Linked DNA regions of Homo sapiens: region 1 is linked to region 2. Evidence: read pairs that join two places in POLR2A ChIA-PET (ENCODE). Cell type or tissue: B cell. All regions are shown on one strand. Links, peaks and the distances in the headings refer to the core of each region. The heading gives the core; the rest is flanking DNA.

What was found. Peaks named below come from ENCODE experiments on the same cell type or tissue, not always from the same donor. Only the 100,000 strongest peaks of a DNase experiment are listed, where the experiment ranks them.
Region 1: POLR2A ChIA-PET joins it to region 2 with 6 read pairs; 21 of 35 experiments call an interaction of 5 or more read pairs at or near these places.

Annotation. Positions count from the first base shown.
Region 1 is chr13:30,573,289-30,583,359 of GRCh38, reverse strand. It overlaps a transcript of HMGB1 not described here. Among named protein-coding and RNA genes, the nearest start is that of USPL1, 40 kb to the left of the region's middle. RefSeq lists a silencer at 5,561-5,620 and an enhancer at 5,841-5,920. In B cell, for the core only: no CTCF peak of the experiment used is centred there; no DNase peak of the experiment used is centred there; H3K27me3 peaks cover 257 bases.
Region 2 is chr13:30,622,682-30,632,752 of GRCh38, reverse strand. USPL1 (ubiquitin specific peptidase like 1) reads right to left here. Exons shown (of 9, transcript NM_005800.5): 4 at 1,279-1,918. Among named protein-coding and RNA genes, the nearest start is that of USPL1, 9.8 kb to the right of the region's middle. RefSeq lists an enhancer at 4,785-4,924. In B cell, for the core only: no CTCF peak of the experiment used is centred there; a DNase peak (open chromatin) is centred at 4,912; H3K4me3 peaks cover 561 bases; H3K27ac peaks cover 1,891 bases.

The DNA.
Region 1 (10,071 bases), core at 2,324-7,323, 50 kb after region 2:
AGTTTCACCATGTTGTCTAAGCTGATGTTGAGCTCCTGGCCTCAAGTGATCCTCCCATCTTGGTCTCCCAAAGTGCTGAGATTACAGGCATGAACCATCACACCTGGCCAGGTTGTTTGCTTAATGTGAATTCATTGAAGGGTTTAATCAAGGAAGGGGCATTATTAGATTTATGCTTAGAAAGATCAGTCAGGGTTAGGCACAGTGGCTCATACTTGAAATCCTATCACTTTGGGAGGTTGAGGTGGGAGGATCCCTTGAAGCCAGGAGTTCAAGACCAGCCTGGGCAACATGGCAAGACCCCGTCTCTACAAAAAATTGAAAAAAAAAATAGATCAGTATGGATGCTGTGTGGAATGGAAGCAAGAAGACTCATTCAGAGTCATCTACAGTAGTACAAGTGGGAGATTATGAGATTTCAGACTAAAGTTGTAGCAGCAGAGATAGTAGGATATGTGTTAGATTTAGGTTATATTTGGGAGCCAATGCTGACAGGATGTACTGATGGGTTGGATGTGGGGTGCTGATGGATTGCATATGGGATGTAAGGGAAATGGAATCGTCAAATTCAGCAGAAACATTTGTTAAATACCTGTCGTTACGTGGGGTTATATTAGATAACAAATATACCAATTGATTTAAACAGCTATGGCCCTTCTTCTTGGACTGTAATTTTTCATCACTTCTTCCCATTTTGGTGGATGGTTTTTGTTTTTTTTTTTTAGATGGAGTCTTGCTCTGTCACCCAGGCTGGAGTGCAGTGGCACGATCTCAGCTCACTGCAACCTCCACCTCCCGGGTTCATGCCATTCTCCGGCCTCAGCCTCCCGAGTAGCTGGGACCACAGGCACCCGCCACCACGCCCGGTTAATTTTTTGTATTTTTAGTGGAGACGGGGTTTCACCGTGTCAGCCAGGATGGTCTCAATCTCCTGACCTCGTGATCTGCCCGCCTCGGACTCCCAAAGTGCTGGGATTACAGGCATGAGCCACCACGCCCGGCTGGTGGATGTTTTTTAAACCACCTAAATGATATCATAATTTTCATTCTAGCTTTTAAAATAATGTATTTTTAAATAATGTGTTTTTAAAGATTTTGATTGCAAAATGAAAGAAACAAGGATAAGTTGTGCTAATTCCAATAAAGTATGGAGGCCATGGTTTTAGCAACATTCCTGGATCTCCTCTTGCTTAAGTGTCCAGCTCCTGGCACACGGAAACATCCCACATTAAATCTTCCTTAGGTCTGAATCACCCCATATCTTTGACTGATGTCTTGTTTTGCTACCTTCCTGATGCTGAGTTCACTTTTAGTGCCCATTTGTTCACCCTCACCTCTATTTTCAGATTATATTCTGTTTGCCTTCTCTACCATGATACAGTGATTCTATCAGATAATCATAAAACACTTCCTTCAGTAAGTCCTGGGACACTTTTACCCCCATATCTCCCTACCTTCCCAGAAAGTCTTGAGACTTACTGAAGAAAGAAATCTTTGCCAAGGAGAACCAGGTATAGAAGCATGGTTACTAAAGATGAAATGCATAGCTGAGCACTTGTTCACAAGGGGAAATGGACTCAAAACTTTTCCTGCAGAAAATTCTGACTTTGCCTGCAGGTGTCTCCCTCCTCGTTAAGATGGCCTTCTATCAAAGCAAGAGTCCTGATTGGGAACCCCAATTTCCATTATATTAGTAGATGATCAGCTTTACCACCTGCTGGTCTAACTTCTAATACTTGTGGTTCTGTTCTTAATCAACAATATAGAATACTTGTACACTCCAAGGATCAGCAAACTTTCTGTAAAAGGTCAGATGATAAGTATTTTAGTCTTTGTTAGCCATGTGACCCCTGCCCCAACCACCCAGCTCTGCTGCTGTAGCGCAAAAGCAGCCATTGACAGTGTGAAAATGAGTGGAAATGACCGTATTCTAATAAAACTTTGCAAAAATGAGCAGCAGGCAGGATTCAGCCTGTGGGCCATTATTTGCTATCCCCTTCTCTAGCCTTTGTTAGACAAACTGTTAGTCTGTTCAGCTATCATCAAAAGCTGGGCTGAGAAAAGTGCTATTTATGGAATATGATAAGAAGGGCCCACTGTATGCAGTGGATCTAGAGCAGATTATAGATCTACTCTAAGTAATCTAAGTTATAAGAATCACTTTCTGGATCTGATTCCCTCATTTGTTTGTTAAAATTCTTTTTTTTCTTTTTGTATTAGGCAGGTAGACCTACTGCTGTAAGTCTGCTTTGTCTACAGTAGAAATGCCAAATAGGCTGGCATGGTGACTCATGCCTGTAATCCCACCTCTTTGGCAAGAGGATTCCTTGAGCCCAGGACTTCAAGGTTATAGTGAGCTATGATGCACTCCAGCCTAGGTGACAGAGTGAGACCCTGTCCCAGAAAGAAAATGCCCAGTAGGAAGAATGGCCTCCTATAGCTCCTGATTTCAAGGAAAGGGTGTCTCAATTCTAACGACCAATGAGGATTAGCTACATGGAAAAATACAAGCAGTGGATAAAGACAAGCTATTGAGCAAAACATGATAGAAATTCTCAGAAAGGCTTATCTTTGCTCTTTCTTGCCTCTTTATGTATCATTCTAGTCTCCAATTTTATTCAACTAATAGTTATTAAATGTCTGTTACGTGCAAGGCATGGTGCTATGCATTGTCTCCTGCGAATATCCTTCTATTAGAAAAAAATGCCTGATATAAATGATTGGTATCTGTTTTCCTGCCATATATAGTCCATTCCCTGGCATGTAGGAGATGCTCAATAAATATTTGTGGCTAAATTAATATCTCACATTATAAATCAATAAATTTCTTTTTTTTGGTAAATTGCTCTCCTGTGAATTCCATTATCATGCATCAGTGGATGAATTTTTAAATAAAACAAGCCATAGCTGATGTCTAACTGTGAGCCCAAGGTGATTCCAGATAGCCTGGGATGTCTAATGATTTTAACAAGATTACCAAATATCTTTTTCTTTCTCGTAGTGCCACATCCAGCACTTTAAGTTAAATAAATGCAATATAGGGATTTAGGAGAAAAGAAGTGAGGGCTAGAAACAGGCAACTATTTGCTGGCTAACAAAGCAGAACTTATATTTCTTTTTGAACACCTACTAAGTTCTTGTTTCTGATGTTGCACTAGAACTTTTTAAATGGAAATACTGTGAAATTGTAGTTATTTATATTTACAGATGCAAAACTGAATTGAAGAGAGATTAAGTAATTTATTTGAGGGAAGCCCTGATTGTCTCACTGTCTCTTTGTATCAGAAATAAAGTTGTGGTTTAGGAGACTGATAGTTAGCCTGGTGTCCTATTTCTTTCGTCTTAAGTAAGATTGTATATTCACTTGTATTATTTGTCATTTTCTCCCAATTGAGCGACTTCATTATTGTACCAGATGAACATGACTTTGTAAATAAGTCTTCATTCATTTTAAGCAGTAGTCATTTTTTATTTCACTGTAATCTATCTTTCTGAGATGCCAGCAATGACCTTTTAACCCCAGTTAGTATCAACTATCAATGTAAGCACATTTGACTGAAGAAACTAATTTTTAACTCTCTTATGTGCCAGGTACCATGTTGTTATCATCATCATTGCTAAGATTTATTGAATAAATACTAAGTGCCAGGCATTTACGTACGTTCTCTTATGTATTCCTCACAATACTCTGTGAGGAAGATCCCATTACTGTCCTCAGGGTGACTTTAGTGAGGAAACTAAAACTTGTGGGTAAGGTTAAATGTTTTGTAAAGTATCAGAGCAAGCTATGATATGAATTCAGTCTATCTAACACATTTACTTTTCACATCTCATTTAATCTCCCCAAAATGCTTCATGGTAGACTTATATTATAGCTGAGGTTATTACGAAAATAATAAATTGTACTAAACTAAGAAATGACCATATGCAGTGTTTTCCAAGCCTCTTTTAAAACCACGTTCTACAATGGAACATGCGTTTTACATTCCAGTCCAATATACAGGTACACATGTGTGTGACAGAAACAAAAATTGTGCCCTGTGATTTTTTTACTATCCTCTTTTTCATAATGGATCATGGCCTATAGCGTGAAAAGTGATGATATAATGTGATTCTGTCTTCAGTATATATTTTTAGTATGACAGTATGATATACAGTAAGCCAGAGTTTCTTCTCACTTTTTCTAGCCATTCCGTTCATTAACTTATTTAAAAATTACAAACATATCAAGTGTTTATTATGTCTCAGGTACAGTTCTAGTTCCCAGGACATACAAAGATGAGAATGATTCCGTCCTTGCCCTTGGATTCAAATGGGCAAGACAGACAAAATTATAATAACTTGTGGTAAGTCCTGTGCTATCTGTGTGAACAATGTGCTGTGGAAACAGGAGCAAGCAGCTGATTGCCCCAGTGGATATCTAAGAAAGGCTTCATTAAGGAGTGACTTATGAAATAGGTCATATGGAATGAATGAGAATATCCCAGGCATAAGAGAGAAGGGCATTCCTGACAGAATGAACTGCATATGCAAAGTCAGGGAGGTTTGAAAGCGTTGAACTTGTTCCAGCAACAGTAAGAAAGAAGTTTAGTGTAGCAAGAGTATAGGTATATATAGAGAAGTGAGGTGGAGCCCATTGAAGACCTATGCACCTTGCTAAGGAGGTTAGACTTTCTTCTTATATGGTGAGAAGCCCAGAGAGGTTCCGAATCTAGGATATGTAAGATAGGATATATGTGCTTTAGGATGACCATTCTGTCGGCTGTTTAAAGGATGGTGTGAAGAAAAGAGAGATTAGAGTTAGGAAATCCTTTGCATTGCTTCAAATGGGAAATAAGGACTTCAACTAAGACAGGAGTGATGGGTATGGAAAAGATGGTCTAGATTCCAGAGCTCAATTCCATTCAGTTTGTGGAACATTTACTGACATTTACCATATAGCAGGCTGCTAAACACTGTGATACAAAAAAAAAAAAAAAAAAAAAAAAAAAGAACAAGAACTGGTCTCTGATCTTGAGTTTTCTGTCTAGTGGGGAACAAAGACACACCAACAGGTCACTTCAGTATGATAATGGTTAAGTGTCATAATAAATAAAGGCTTGCAAAAGGTATGAAAGGAGCAAAGATGGGTTCATAACCTACACTAAGGTTCATAAAGCCTTCCTGAGAGGGAAACTTCCAAGCAGAATCAAGGAGAATGAATGGGAGCTGGCCAAGGGAAGCAAAGGGCAAGGACGTTGCAGGCAGAGGGCTGGGGAGAGTCTGCCTGAGGGTCAGGGAACCACCAGGAACTGCACGGAGTCTCTTGCTGCTTACCTCCATGTGGATGAGGAGTGACACGAAGGAGCCTGAGGTTGGAGTGGAAAGTTCACCTGTGTTCCTGTAGTGGAACTTGGGGATTCATATGGAGCCTCTAAGAAATGCTAAGGAAGCTTGGACTTTATCCTGTTGATGGTGGGGAGCCCACTGAAGTGTTTTAAAACATGAGGATGATGTGGGCAGCCTTGTGGCTTAGGTGGTTTATTCTGATAACGGATGAGATAATAGTAGCTCACTTTTCGTTGAATGCTTATAATGTGCCAAGCTGTGTTGTAAGCATTATGCATGTATCGCCTTGTTGAAACAACCCTGCTATTATTAGCCTCATTTCACAGGGAGGTTACTGACACACAGAGAGATTAAGTAACTTGCTCAGATTTACACAGGCAGTGGCAGAATGAGGACTTAATCCGCAGTGATCTGACTCTAACCCACAGTGATACTGCTAGGTAGGTAGATGTGAGAGAGTGGCTGGACTCTAGGGAAGAGAGGATGATGAGCTACTCTGCGGTAACAGAGAGAAGGTCACTGATGAGTCAGCTTGGGCTGCCACAGCAAAATACCACAGACTGGGCGGTGCAAGCAACAGAAATTTTCTCACAGCTCTGGAGGCTGGAAGTCCTCCAGGTGCTATCAGGATTGGGTTTTGGTGAGGACGCTCTTCTGGGCTATATATGGCCTTTTTTTTTTTTTTTTTTAAAGAGACTGGGTCTCATGCTGTCACCCAGGCTGGAGTGCAGAGGTGTGATCATAGCTTGCTGCAGCCTCAAATTCCTGGGCTCAAGCCATCCTCCTGCCTCAGCCTCCTGAGGAGCTGGGACCACAGGTGTGTACCACTGTGTCTGACTATTTTATTTTCTTGTAGAGATGGAGTCTCACTCTGTTGCCCAGGCTGGTCTCAGACTCCTCTCCTTGAGTGATCTTCCCACCTCAGCCTCCCAAAATACTGGGATTACAGGTGTGAGCCCCTGTGCCCAGCTCTAGTCTCTTCTTATAAGGACACTGATCCTATCAGATCAGGGCTCCACCTTTGACCTCACTGAACCTTAATTACTCCTTAGAGGTCACGTCTCTAAATACAGTCACATCAGGGATTAGGACATATGAATTTGGGGGAACACAAATATTCAGTCCATGACAGCGACAATTCTGGAGAGTATTTGAAGATAAAATCAGCACAAGTTGGTAATCGATTTGATGTGGGGAGTGAGGTGGAAGGAGGAGTTTAGGATGACTCTCAGGTTCTCACAAAGATGCAGAGGAGGGGCAAGCCTGTGGGGTGAATGAACAGCAGTTCGGTTGAGGTTACTGTAGTTCAGCACTTGGAAAGCTTCCAGGAGATAGTTGCGATGCTGATGTGGAGAGAGGCAGCGACGTGTGTGGATGGCAGTGGAAGCCACAGGCTGGGTCACATCACCTAGGGAAAACATGTAGAGTGAGAAGACATGTAGGACTGCCAAGATGGAAAAATATTTACGAGGCAAGCAGAAGAAAGCAAAGGGAGACTTAAGAAATAACATACCTTTATCCCTGAACCCAAAGGAAGAGAGAATTCCAGGCAACAGGGAGTGTTTGACACATTCTGCGGCCTCTTTGTATCAAATTTGTATTCTTAGGTGAGAAAAGGGAACAGGCTTAGAATCATAGCTTTTTATTGCCCAGTAGGACCAAAAGAGATGATTTTATAATTCTTTATTCTACAAACAAGGAAGCTGAAGCCCTGCAAAGCCTTGGGATTTGTCTCTTTCATGGTACAGGCAGGAGTAGAATTTAGGTCTCCCAAGCCATTTGACTTCAATCCAGCGCTTTTTACAATACATCAAATAAAATCCACCATTGTGGGGTTTGAAAATTGGGTCTATGTTATAAAAAAAATTACACTAAATGGAGAAAGAAGCATTCAAATTTTATTTGTATATGCATTTGGGGAGAGGAAGACATAGTATAGTATAGAAAATGTCAAAGACTTTGTCTCAGAGGAGAGAATACCAATGTTGGCCTTGATGGTGATGATGAGATTGACTAGTGGAAGAGGGCCTAGAGACAGGGATTCTGTCCTTACCATATTCACAGTGGAAATGGCATGTTACCAGCGGCTCCTGTTATGTCCTGAGCACACTTAAAACGAATTTTTTTTAGAGACAGGGTCTCACTCTGTTGCCCAGGCTGAGTGCAGTGGCTTACTGCAGCCTCAAACTCGTGAGCTCAAGGGATCTTCCTGCCTCAGCCCCTGGAATAGCTGGACTACAGGCAGGTGTCACCATGCACCTAAGCACACATTTTTAAATGTGACTCTGTCTTATGTTTTTTTCCTATCATTGACTAACCCCACATTAGATACATAGCAGTACTGTATTATTAGAAAATTAATTTTAAGTCAGTACCTTATTACAGGCTTGAAACTGACAAACTTCATTACTTGGGGAGAGGAGTGGGTTCTTTTACAGGATTTCAAAATTGCCTTCAGCCACGGAGACTCCCTTAAGTGAAAATTTCTGTCAGTAACAGACAGTTTATCTTAGAATTCAGTTAATGGAGTATGTATTGAGTATCTACTATAAATGAACCACGATGTTGAGCACTTCAGGAGGTATTAATGAATTGAACAGAGTCCCTATGTAAGACATGTATGGCCTGTTGCTAGAGTGAAGGAACAGCGTCATATGAACCTTTAGACTCACAAATATTTTAATGGGGTCAGCGTAGTCAATAGGGCCAGTACATCCTCATCAGTACTTACTGAAAATATGAGCTGACTTCGAGCTGTATTTCTCACTTTCAAATTTTAAAAAACACAAACTGAAGCAAGTTTAACCACCATCATGGTTTGTATGTTAATTGCTTTCTTGTTTTTACTAACTACATAAGCATGAACTTAATATAAAAGGCTACTATTTTTTCATTTTATAACTTTATGGCATGAAAATGTATACGCTGACACTTAAAATAATAAACATATGCACACCATGCAGATACTTTTACTCGGAGTTTATATTTTTGGTAGATTTTAATATATCAATTAAGATAAAATTATACAGAATAACTGATTCCCCAACAGACACATCTTTAGTACGAGGCCATTAATAGAATTTTTATGTAGTATATGCATATTACAAAGAGTACATTGTATGGAAAATAAACCAAGCTAGATTCCTGGATTCCTAGCATGGTTTATTTAATGCAAGTATTAAATTAAAAAGTCTGGTTAGCATGCAGTTAGCATCATAAAAAGAATTTCCACATATGACTATAGTAGTATACATTTCTGCAGTAAGGACAGCCCTCTACAAAATTATGAAGTATGTAGGTATCTTGGCACAACCCATAACATTTTTTATTCCAAATATGAGAATTCTTACCACTGAAGGCATTTCATGAAAAGTTGGATCCATAATTCTCCACTAGTCAAGACTTTCAGTAGAATGAGCACCTTATTACATTCATCTTTATTTTCCTATTTCCTAGCAGGGTCATGGAAATTAGCATATTCTCAATGAAAGTTGATAAATGAATGCATTCTGCTAAAAGTAAACATTGAGAAGAAATTTTTACCGTCGATTATGTTGCCATAGTGCTATTATCACAAGAGAATTCATTTAGCAACCATTTATTGAACATCATCTATGGTAGACAGTGTGTTAGCACTAGGAATACAGAACTTAATAAGATGAGCCTTCCAGCAGTGGGATTGGGCAACAGTGGATGCAAGAGGCAAAAGAACTTCAAACAGTTGTGATAAAGAGGAAAGATAGTAATGCTATCAGAGAAATATCTACAAACAAAATAGTGTTATGCTATTAGAAAAATACAGAGTGCTGTGGGAGCCCAGAAGAGAAATTAATTCCAGTTGGACGTAGGAGTGTTTGTCAGGATTTCATATGGGAAGTGGCTTTTGAGTTAAACTTTGAATATCTCACTGGCATCTTGGGCATCTCAAATCCACTGGGTCTATACTTGTGTTCATCATTTATTCATCATTTTCCCCTTCCACCCATTCATCCCCAGCTTGCATGTCTGATAGTCTTGAACATGATTATTGATATTGCCGTTCACTGCTGGGTCCTTCCTTTTAGAAAATGCTAGATTAGGCCGGGTGCGGTGGCTCACGCCTGTAATCCCAGCACTTTGGGAGGCTGAGTTGGGTAGATCACTTGAGACCAGGAGTTCCAGATCAGCCACGGCAACCTGGTGAAACCTCGTCTCTGCAAAAAATACCAAAAAAATTAGCTGGACGTGTTGGCGCATGCCTGTAGTCCCTGCTACTTGGGAGGCCGAGGTGGGAGGATCACCTAAGCCCATAAAGTTGAGGCTGCAGTGAGCCATGATCGTGCCATTGCACTCCCACCTGGGTGGCACAGTGAGACCCTTTCTCCAAAAAAAAAAAAAAAAAGAAAATGCTAGATTCATTTGACTCCTTTTCTTTCCTCTCCAGTATTTATTTGGTCACTTTAGTTATGTGAAGTTTTGAATAATTTCCAATTTTTTACAAATTATATGGTTTGTATGTAATGAAAAGCTTATCAAAAATGTTTCAGTTTATCAGTCTACTAATCAAATATTTTTAAACTTTTAAAATTATACACAGAAATGTGGTCCTATTTTGAAACAATTCTCTCATTTTTTTCACATTAAAAAGTTCAATTCTGATTTCTAAAAATCAGAAAATCATAAAGAATTTATTATGGAGAAGCTATCCTGGTGTACAATTATGACAGTATTTTTATTTTAAATGATACTGTCCTTCTAAGAATG
Region 2 (10,071 bases), core at 1,929-6,928:
AGACACAAGCACAGTCTTAGAGTTTTGAAAAAGACTGCCTAGGCCAGGTATGGTGGCTCACACCTGTAATTTCAGCACTTTGGGAGGCCAAGGCAGGCAGATCATGAGGTCTGGAGTTCAAGACCAGCCTGACCAACATGGTGAAACCCTGTCTCTACTAAAAATACAAAAATTAGCTGGGCCTGGTGGTGGGCGCCTGTAGTCCCAGCTACTTGGGAGGCTGAGGCAGAAGAATTGCTTGAACCTGAGAGGCGGAGGTTGCAGTGAGCTGAGATCATGCCATCGCACTCCAGCCTGGGCAACAGAGTGAGGCTCTGTCTTAAAAAAAAAAAAAAAAAAAAAAAAATCACAATAGCAAAGACTTGGAACCAACCCAAATGCCCATCAATGATAGACTGGATAAAGAAAATGTGGCACATATACACCATAGAATACTATGCAGCCATAAAAAAGGATGAGTTCATGTCCTTTGCAGGGACATGGATAAAGCTGGAAACCATCATTCTCAGCAAACTAACACAAGAACAAAAAACCAAACACCATATATTCTCACTCATAAGTGACAGTTGAACAATGAGAACACATGGACACAGGGAGGGGAACATCACACACTGGGGCCTGATGGGGAATGGAGGGGTTGGGGAAGGACAGCATTAGGAGAAATACCTAATATAGGTGACGGGTTGATGGGTGCAACAAACCACCATGGCACACGTATACCTATGTAACAAAACTGCACGTTCTGCACATGTACCCCAGAACTTAAAGTATAAAAAAAAAAAACAAAAAAACTGCCTTTTGGGCAGTCAGGATAATGTAACTGGTATTATCTCAAGCTTCGTGATACTGTTCCTGGGCTCCTTGCTCCCAGGCCTCCAGGAAACAGAAGCAATGGATGACATCTTTCCCACATGCTGGGAGACAAAACTCAACATTAATATTTTTAAGAATTAAAGACAAGTAGGCTGGAATGGTGACTCATGCCTGTAATCCCAGCACTTTGGGAGGCTGAGGCGGGAAGGGTGCTTGCACCCAGGAAATCGAGTCCAGCCTGGGCAAGACAGTGGGGCCACCATCTCACTATCTTAGCTGGCTATGGTGGTGCACGACTGTAGTTCCAGCTACTTGGGAGACTGAGGTGGGAGGCCCACCTGAGCCAGGGAAGTCAAGGCTGCAAGGAGACATGATCATGCCACTGCACTCCAGCCTGGGTGACAGAATGAGACCCTGACTCCAGATGAATAAATAAGTAAATAAAAATAAAATATTAGTACCAACCTTTAACACCACTCAATTGACTGGTATATAGAAGTGTATTTGCTTGATTATATTTTGTAAGCAACCGCCAGAATATAGATTCCTCCTTCGAGCACAGTCCAGTCACGGTGTTCTTTAACTCTTCCGAGTGCACCAAAGCTGACAGGATACAGTCTAACCAACAGAGAGCATAAGCATTTTTCCACTGGACACATAAAGCCTGGGGAAATGATGTACATTTGCTCTCCAGTGGCATTTCCAGTTTAGATGTACATCCTTCATTTTGAGGGGAAGGTCTGCCAGTTCCAGAGACATCAACTGTAGCAGGATCTTTTGTAGTAGCCATGTCAACAGTATCAGCTTCCAAAATCTCATTCCGCTCCAAGGAATCAGCTGTCCTAATTGGATTCTGTTGACCACTACTATCAGGTAAGTTTGACGAGGTTTCGTCATATACTTCTCCATTATGTTTGCTGTTCAAAACTTTTCCACCGTCAATAGCAATATAATTTCTAGTCTTTTTGGAATTTGCTAAAAGAAGTGAATCCTTATAGCTGCTTTCTAAGCTCTTCCTTTTCTGAGGCTTATGTGGAGTGTGACATTCTTCCAAATCAGGAGAAATTAGGTTATTAAGTGATTTAGAGCCCAAAGGATAGATGCACTGGAAAGTAAAAATAAAATGATAAAAACTACACAAATTCAAATAACTTCATGTTTTATAGTTTTCATATCATGAAAAACATGTATAGAATGTTAGCATTGATTTGATGACAGGTTATATTTATACACATAAATTTGAAAAAATTAGAGACAAACAACTACTTAATCAAAAGTTTGGCCTCCAAAAGAATAATTTTTTTCAGGTTAATTTGAACAATCAAGGGTTTAATCTGAGTTACAAAAGGGTAAGCTAATAAGGAAAACATATTTTTGCTTTAATAAAAATCTAATGTTAAGTGAATTTAAAATTTTCAACAACGTAAAGAAACACTATAATGAATGTTACTCTTTTGGGACAGACACTACATTATACTACACATTTTAAAAGTATTTTCAAATTAAAAGTGCACAGAGTAATTTCTGTGTTTCCTATATTTTGAAACTGAATATGCATCTCATAGCACTGCTGTTTTACATCTTTATTGGGTTTAGAGTCCAAGTGGCTGAATTTTAATGACTTCATGAAATCTTACTGTGCATTAACACAATTTATGCCAAATAACAACAATGTAAACATATCACTAAAAGAATCAGTGGGTCTTTCCTAAGTTTAAAAACTACCAGAATATTTTAAATAACAAATTCAAGAACCCTCTACACTAAAGGTCTGCTTTTAAAATATGCCTTCTTTTTCAGGTGGGCATGGCAGTACACTCCCGTATTCCCAGCTACTTGGGAGGCTGAGATGGGAGGATTGCTTAAGCCCAGGAGTTGGAGGCTGCAATGAGCTATGATTGCCCCACTCTACTGCTCCAGCCTGGGCAACAGAGCAAGACCCTGTCTCTAAAATAATAATAATAATAATAATAATAGTTAATTAATGCCTTCTTTTACACAAGTATGGTAGACTACTATCTTGATGGCCCTCCCTATGAACTAGAGAACTACACCTCCTGGTAATTCATGCCCTCCTGCAGCCAGTCCCTACACTGTACAGAGTTGGCTTGGCCCTGTGACTAGCTTTGATGGAACATTAGCACACATGATATACATAGAGGCCTGATAAGCACTGGCTCAAGAGGACAAGCCCTTCTTCTGGAACACTCCTTCTTAGTCCCAGCTATCACACTGTGAAGAGCCCAGCTGGCCTCATGGAGAGAACCTCATGGAAAATAACTGAGACCCCTGGCTGACTATTTGAACTCAACTTCCAGCTAGCAGCTAGTACCAACTGCCAGCCATGTGGACATTTCAGCTGTCCCAGCTGACATGGTGTGATGTGTAAGAATTCCCTAGTCAACTCACATAATCATGTGAAATAATAAATGGAGCCATTAAAATTTTTTTTTGAGACAGGGTCTGGCTCTGTTATCCAGGCTGGAGTATAGTGGCACGATCCCAGCTCACTGCAACCTCTGCCTCCTGGGATCAAGAGATCCTACAACCTTAGCCTCCCAAGTAGCTGGTGCTAAAGGCGCCTGCCACGGTATTTTCTGTAGAGACAAGGTTTCACCACGTTGCCCAGGCTGCTCTCAAACTCCTGGGTTCAAGCAATCTGCCTGCCTCGGCCTCCCAAAGTGCTGGAGTTCCAGATGTGAGCCACCATGCCCAGCCACCATTAAAATTTTTGAGCGACTAAGTTTCAAGGTGATTCGTTTCACACCAACAGATAACTGAAATGCACTAAATCCCCTCAGATAGCCTCTTCTACCAATTGAACATTACACTCATAATACTGCACTTACTATGAAATTCTTTAGTATAAATGGACAAGTTCTAGATTCTTCTGACTTTCCAACTAGCTGCAGTCACCATCAACTAACAACCTGTCAACATGATGCTTTGAGATTACTTCCTAAGTCCTATCATATGTCAGAAAACTGAGAATCCTTTAAAAATAGCATATATGTATTTAAAGCATCATAAAAAGGTACGTATCCAAAAAAAACTCAAAAGCAGAATCTTGAAAAGGTACCTGCACACCCACATTCACTGCAGCATTATTCACAATTCCCAAAAAGTGAAAGCAACTCAAACATCTGCAGATAGGTGAATGGATAAAGAAAATGTGGCATACACATAATGTGGAATATTACTCAACCTTAAAAGTAAGAAACTCCTCATGTCCTTTGCAGAGACATGGATGAAGCTGGAAACCATCATTCTCAGCAAACTAACACAGGAACAGAAAACCAAACACCGCATGTTCTCACTCGTAAGTGGGAGCTGAACAATGAGAACACACGGACACAGAGAGGGGAACATCACACACCGGGGCCTGTCGGCGGGTAGGGGGCTAGGGGAGGGATAGCATTAGGAGAAATACCTAACGTAGATGACAGGCTGACAGGTGCAACAAACCACCATGGCACGTGTATACCTATGTAACAAGCCTGCACGTTCTGCACATGTATCCCAGAACTTAAAGTATAATAAAATAAATAAATAAACAGAAATAAACTGGAGATTAAGACTTAAAAAAGAAAAGGAACTCCTAACTGTATATTCATCCATGCTACAACATGGATGAATCTTGAGGCCATTATGCCAAGTGAAATAAGCCAGTCACAAAAAAGGCAAATACTGTATGATTCCGTTTATATGAGGTACTGAGTCTGATTCATAGAAACATAAACTAGAGGCCGGGTACAGTGGCTCAAGCCTGTAATCCCAGCACTTTGGGAGGCTGAGGCAGGCAGAACACCTGAGGTCAGGAGTTCGAGACCAGCCTGGCCAACATGGTGAAACCCCCGTCTCTACTAAAAATACAAAAAAAAAAAAAAAAAAAAAAATTAGCCAGGCATGGTGGTGCACCCCTGTAGTCCCAGCTACTCAGGAGGCTGAGGGAGGAGAACTGCTTGAACCCGCAGGCAGAAGTTGCAGCGAGCCGAGATCATGCCACTACACTCCAGCCTGGGCGACAGAGACTCCATCTCAAAAGAAAAAAAAAGAAAAGAAACAGAAACTAGAATGGTTGCCAGAAGCTGGGGGAGAGGAAAATGGGAAGTGGTTGTTTAATGGGTACAGAGTTTCAGTTTTGCAAGATGAAAAAAGTTCTAGAGATCTGCTGCACAAGTGAATATACCTAATACTCCTGAACTCTATACATAAAAATGGTTAAGTTGATGAATTTTTTTACAATTTAAAAATTAATACAAATTTTTTTAAGAGAAAAAAAAATCCTGAGACGAAAACCCTTTGTGAATCTCAAGTAGTCAAGATCATGGTATATGCATCCTACTTACACCTCTACTTTATTCAAAACATAATAAACCCTTGGTTCCAAAGGAATGCATATTAAAAAAAAAAAAAGAACAAAACAGTAATAAACCATAAGAGGCCCCGGGACTGCAAAACTTAGTGATTTCCACCCACACTCTTCGCAAGTGTCTTCACTGACTTTTCTCTATATAATCTGTGCTCCCACCATAGGCCAATCTGTAATATAATTTGTCCTTGCCCTGATTTTTCCCTTATAAATTAATGATTTCAGATTTTTATCTTTTTTCTTTTTATAAAATTTTGTTGCCTCTTTCCACATGTTCTAAATATTTGTATCTCTGTATACCTGACTTGTTTCTATTTACAGTGAACATGTATCATTTTTATAACTAGAATAAAGCTTTTAAGCTGTCTTCAAAAAAGTCATAAAAATATACACAAAGCATTAGTATTTTAGCCCAGCGCAACCATCTAGTATCATTTAAAATCCAATGCTGAAAAAAACCTAATCCTGTCTCTTTCACTGAGTTTTGGAGCAGCTTAAGTAAATTCCTGTACTTATTCTTGTGAAATAGGAAAAAGGAAAACATACCATGTCTTCTTATACTTGTATAAGTAATTATCAACAAGGTATGGCCAAAGACAAATTATAATAATAATGTACTCATTTTACAAATGGAGAAAACAAAAAAAGTTTTCTTTGATTACTCAACATTAATGATTTAAAATTTTTATTATAAATTTCATGGGTTTTTAAAAAAGACTAATTAAATGTTCCAAAGTAAACGCTGAATGATAGACTACTCCACGAAAAAAAAAAAGTTAAAACTTCCTACTGTTTAAAAACACTTGAGAGTTTCAATTTGGTATAATTTTGGACCAGTCTTGAATATTAGTGTTTACAAATCAAGGAACATTTTAATGTAAATACCTGACTAAAAGAGGTTTTCCAAATGGTTCTTTGCAATTTACAGCAGAGTAAACTCCAAATTTTATAACGGAACTCTTTGGAAATAATTTGATTCAGAGGACTTATACAGGGATCAGCAAAGTTTACTGATAAAGGGCTAGATAATAAATATTTAGATTTTATGAGCTACATAGTCTGTCACAACTACCCAACTCTGTTGTTGTATGCAAAAGAAGCCATGAACAATACATAAATGATTGAGCATGGCTATGTTCCGGTAAAACTTTATTTATGAACACTGAAATTTGAATTTCATTTAATTTTCACATATTATGAAAGGGTATTCTTCTTTTGATTTATTTATTTATTTATTTATTTATTTATTTATTTTGAGATAGAGTCTCCTCTGTCGCCCAGGCTGGAGTGCAGTGGCTCAAATCTTGGCTCACTGCAACTTCTGCCACTGGCTTCAAGCGACTCTCCTGCCTCAGCCTCCCAAGTAGCTGGGATTACAGGCATATGCCACCACACCCGGCTATTTTGTATTTTTAGTAGAGACAGGTTTTCACCATGTTGGCCAGGCTGGTCTCGAACTCCTGACCTCAAGAGAATCCACCCACCTTGGCCTCCCAAAGTGCTGGGATTACAGGTGTGAAACACTGCACCTGGCCCTTCTTTTGATTTTTTCTGGCATTTTTTATTTTGATATTTTCCTAACCATTTAAAAAACAAAAAAATCATTCCTTGTTTGTGCATCATACAAAATGTCTGCTCACTCCTGGTGTAAACCAATCTACTTCATAAAGTACACTGGGCTCTCATTGCTGACTAGAAATTAAAAAAATAATAATAAATTACTCATGTTCCTTTTTAACATTTCCAAAGTATATACTTAAAATTCTTGATTATATATTTTTTGCTTTATCACTTGAAAAAGAATGCTTCAAAAACCAAAACTCCGGGCTGGGCGTGGTGGCTCACACCTGTAACCCCAGCATTTTGGGAGGCCGAGGTGGGTGGATCACCTGAGGTCAGGAAATCAAGCCCATCCTGGCCATAGTGAAACCCCGTCTCTACTAAAAATACAAAAATTAGCTGGGCTGGGTGGCACATGCCTGTAATCTCACCTACTGAGGAGGCTGAGGCAGGAGAATCCCTTGAACCAGGGAGTCGGAGGTTGCGGTGAGCCGAGATCGCACCACTGCACTCCAGCCTCGTGACAGAGCGAGACTCCGTCTCAAAAAAAAAAAAAAAAAAAACAAAAAACAAAAAACCAACTAAAAATCTATGTAGTACATCTAACTTTAATAGCCAAAAACCTAACTCCTGGGGACAAGGACTTCTCTATTCTTACAGTCCTGATCTTCTCCCCAAAACCTTGCTCTTCCAAGTCTTCCCAGCTCAGTAATTCACGATTCCATTCTTCTAATTTTTCAAGCCAAAAATCTTGGAACTATCCTTGATTCCTCTTTCCAACCCCATATCCCAATCTTTCAGCAAATCCTGTTGGCTTTACCTTCAAAGTATAAATAAACTCCAACCATGCCTCAACACCTCTGCCACCACCCTCTCCCCCAGAATACTGCAACTGCCTTCAACTAGTCCAAAGGGAAAAAAGCTTTTTTTCCTTTCTACTTATCAATCTAAATAAAAAGAAAAGAGAAGCTTCTAAAAAGAAAGTGACATTTATTCAGGAATAAAGTATTCCAATGGGAATACACATGCCATAGTAAACTGTGTGTGTTCAGGGAGGTAAGGGAAGACAAAAGGTTTTTAAAGGAAAATAAGGAGGATCACATACTTGTTTTGAGATAATTACCCTTGGCTACAAGGATCAATAACAAGGATGACACCCGTCCACAGATGGACCAGGCAGTTGCTGGGCAGATGTCCTTGCAGAAGTATTTTCTGTGTATTTATTTCATGATGTATTTTCTGTGTATTTCAGAAGTATTTCATGATGGCCTTTGTGCAAGGGTGTGGTTTTTGCAGAGTCTTTTGAGATATTTTGGTATTTATGCATGAAAGCTCTCTCTTCATAGCCTTTCCTGGATCTATTTGTCTTTTTTTTTTCTTTTAATAGAGACAGGGTCTCACACTCTGTCATCCTGACTGGAATGCAGTGGCACAATCACAGCTCACTGCAGCCTGGACCTCCTGGGCATGGTGCCGTGCACCCGTAGTCCCCCTCCCGGGTAGCTGGGGCTACAGACTCACACCACCATGCCCAGCTAATTTAAATTTTTTTTTTTGTAGAGACAAGGCCACACTATGTTGCATGGGCTGGTCTCCAATTCCTGGGATCAAGCAATCCTCCTGCCTCAGCCTCCCAAAGTGTTGGGATTACAGTTGTCAGCCACTGTGCCTGGCCAGTCAGGATTTTTTTTTCTTTTTTAACACAAGTGACTCCATTTTGATTATGACAATTTTCACATATTCTATCCTCCCAGCACACTTTTGTGACCAGATGTGTGGGGGCTTTTTCCCCACACCAAGCAATTCTCCAGAGGACACCAAATGGGTATCCTATAATCCAATTCCATTTGGATGTTATCTACCTAGAGACCATGTCAGATCCTACAGGTTGAGGGCTCAGTCCCATGACTCCCTCCACTTCAGATGCCAATCCCACATCCAGGCCACCAGTACATCTGACTGACTGGCTACAAAGGTTCCCACTCCCCCTTCTTGGGCATAACTAGTTTGCAAGGACAGCTCGCAGAACTCAAACAAACACTTACTTATGTTTATTGGTTTATCCTAAAGGATATTATAAAGGGTATAGATGAAGAAATGAGTAGGGCAAGGTATGGGACAGAAGAGGTATGAAGCTTCCACTTCCTCTAAGCATACCACCTCCTACACGGCACCAGCCCCCAGCAACCCACTCATTAAATCCAAATCTTGATATTTTTATACAGCTTGATCTCCAGCCCCTCCACTCCTTTCCTGGAGGCCTGTACGTGGGGCTAAAAGTTCTAACCCGTTAATTCTCTAATCATGTGGTCTTTCCAGCTACTTGCCCCATCTGAGGCTATCTACGGCTCCATCCTAAGTCACCACAATAGTATGAACCCCGGTGTTAGCAAACAGGCTCATTCTGAATAACAGGACACTCTTATCATTCAGGAAATTCCAAGACTTTTAGCTCTGTAACGGAAACCATAGACAAGGACCAAATATAATTCATATTATACTATAACTAATCTCCCTGCTTCAGGTCTTGCCCATTACATATATTTTCAACAGTGCAGCCACAGTAATGCTTTTAACACTGAAGTCAACTTATGTCACTCCTCTGCCAACATCTCTGCCATGGTTCCTGGTTTCACCCATAGTAAAAGCCAGAAAGCTTACAATGGCTTATAAGACCCTACTTGGTCCAGCTCCCCCATTATTTTTCTGATCCACCTTCTATCGCTCTGCTGCTTTCATTGCAGTAGCACAAACATGACAGGCAGCCTCCATTCTCTCAGGGCCTTCCTGGAACTTGCTTCCCCTGCCTAGAAAGCTCACTGCTCTTCACCTCTTTCAGGCTTTTGCTCGAATTGCACTTTTCATTGAAGCGTTCCCCTCACCATCCTATTTAAAATTGCAAACTCCCCCTACTTTGGCATTCCAGTCCCTACTGCCTTATTTTTCTCCACAGCACTTTTTATCACCTGACAGAAAAACACATACTTGTTCACTGTCTTTCCCACTCTATGACATAACTTCCTTAAGGGCAAGAAATTTTTGTTTTATTATTGTATCCTAACATTGTATCTGCAACAGTGCCAAACAGTGACACTCATAAAAAAAATTACTGAATATAAACATAAAGAAATTTATATTTGTAGACACGCCTGGGATTACTTTACTTCAAATTATACCCAGCATAAGTATCTATTAACAACCATGTGATTTAGTCTAGTATTTTCCAAACCTGGCTGATGATGATCAGACTCATCCTCAAATGTTACAAAACCACAGAATTCTGGGCCAACTCTATTGAATCAGCATCTGGGGGTGATACTCAGAAA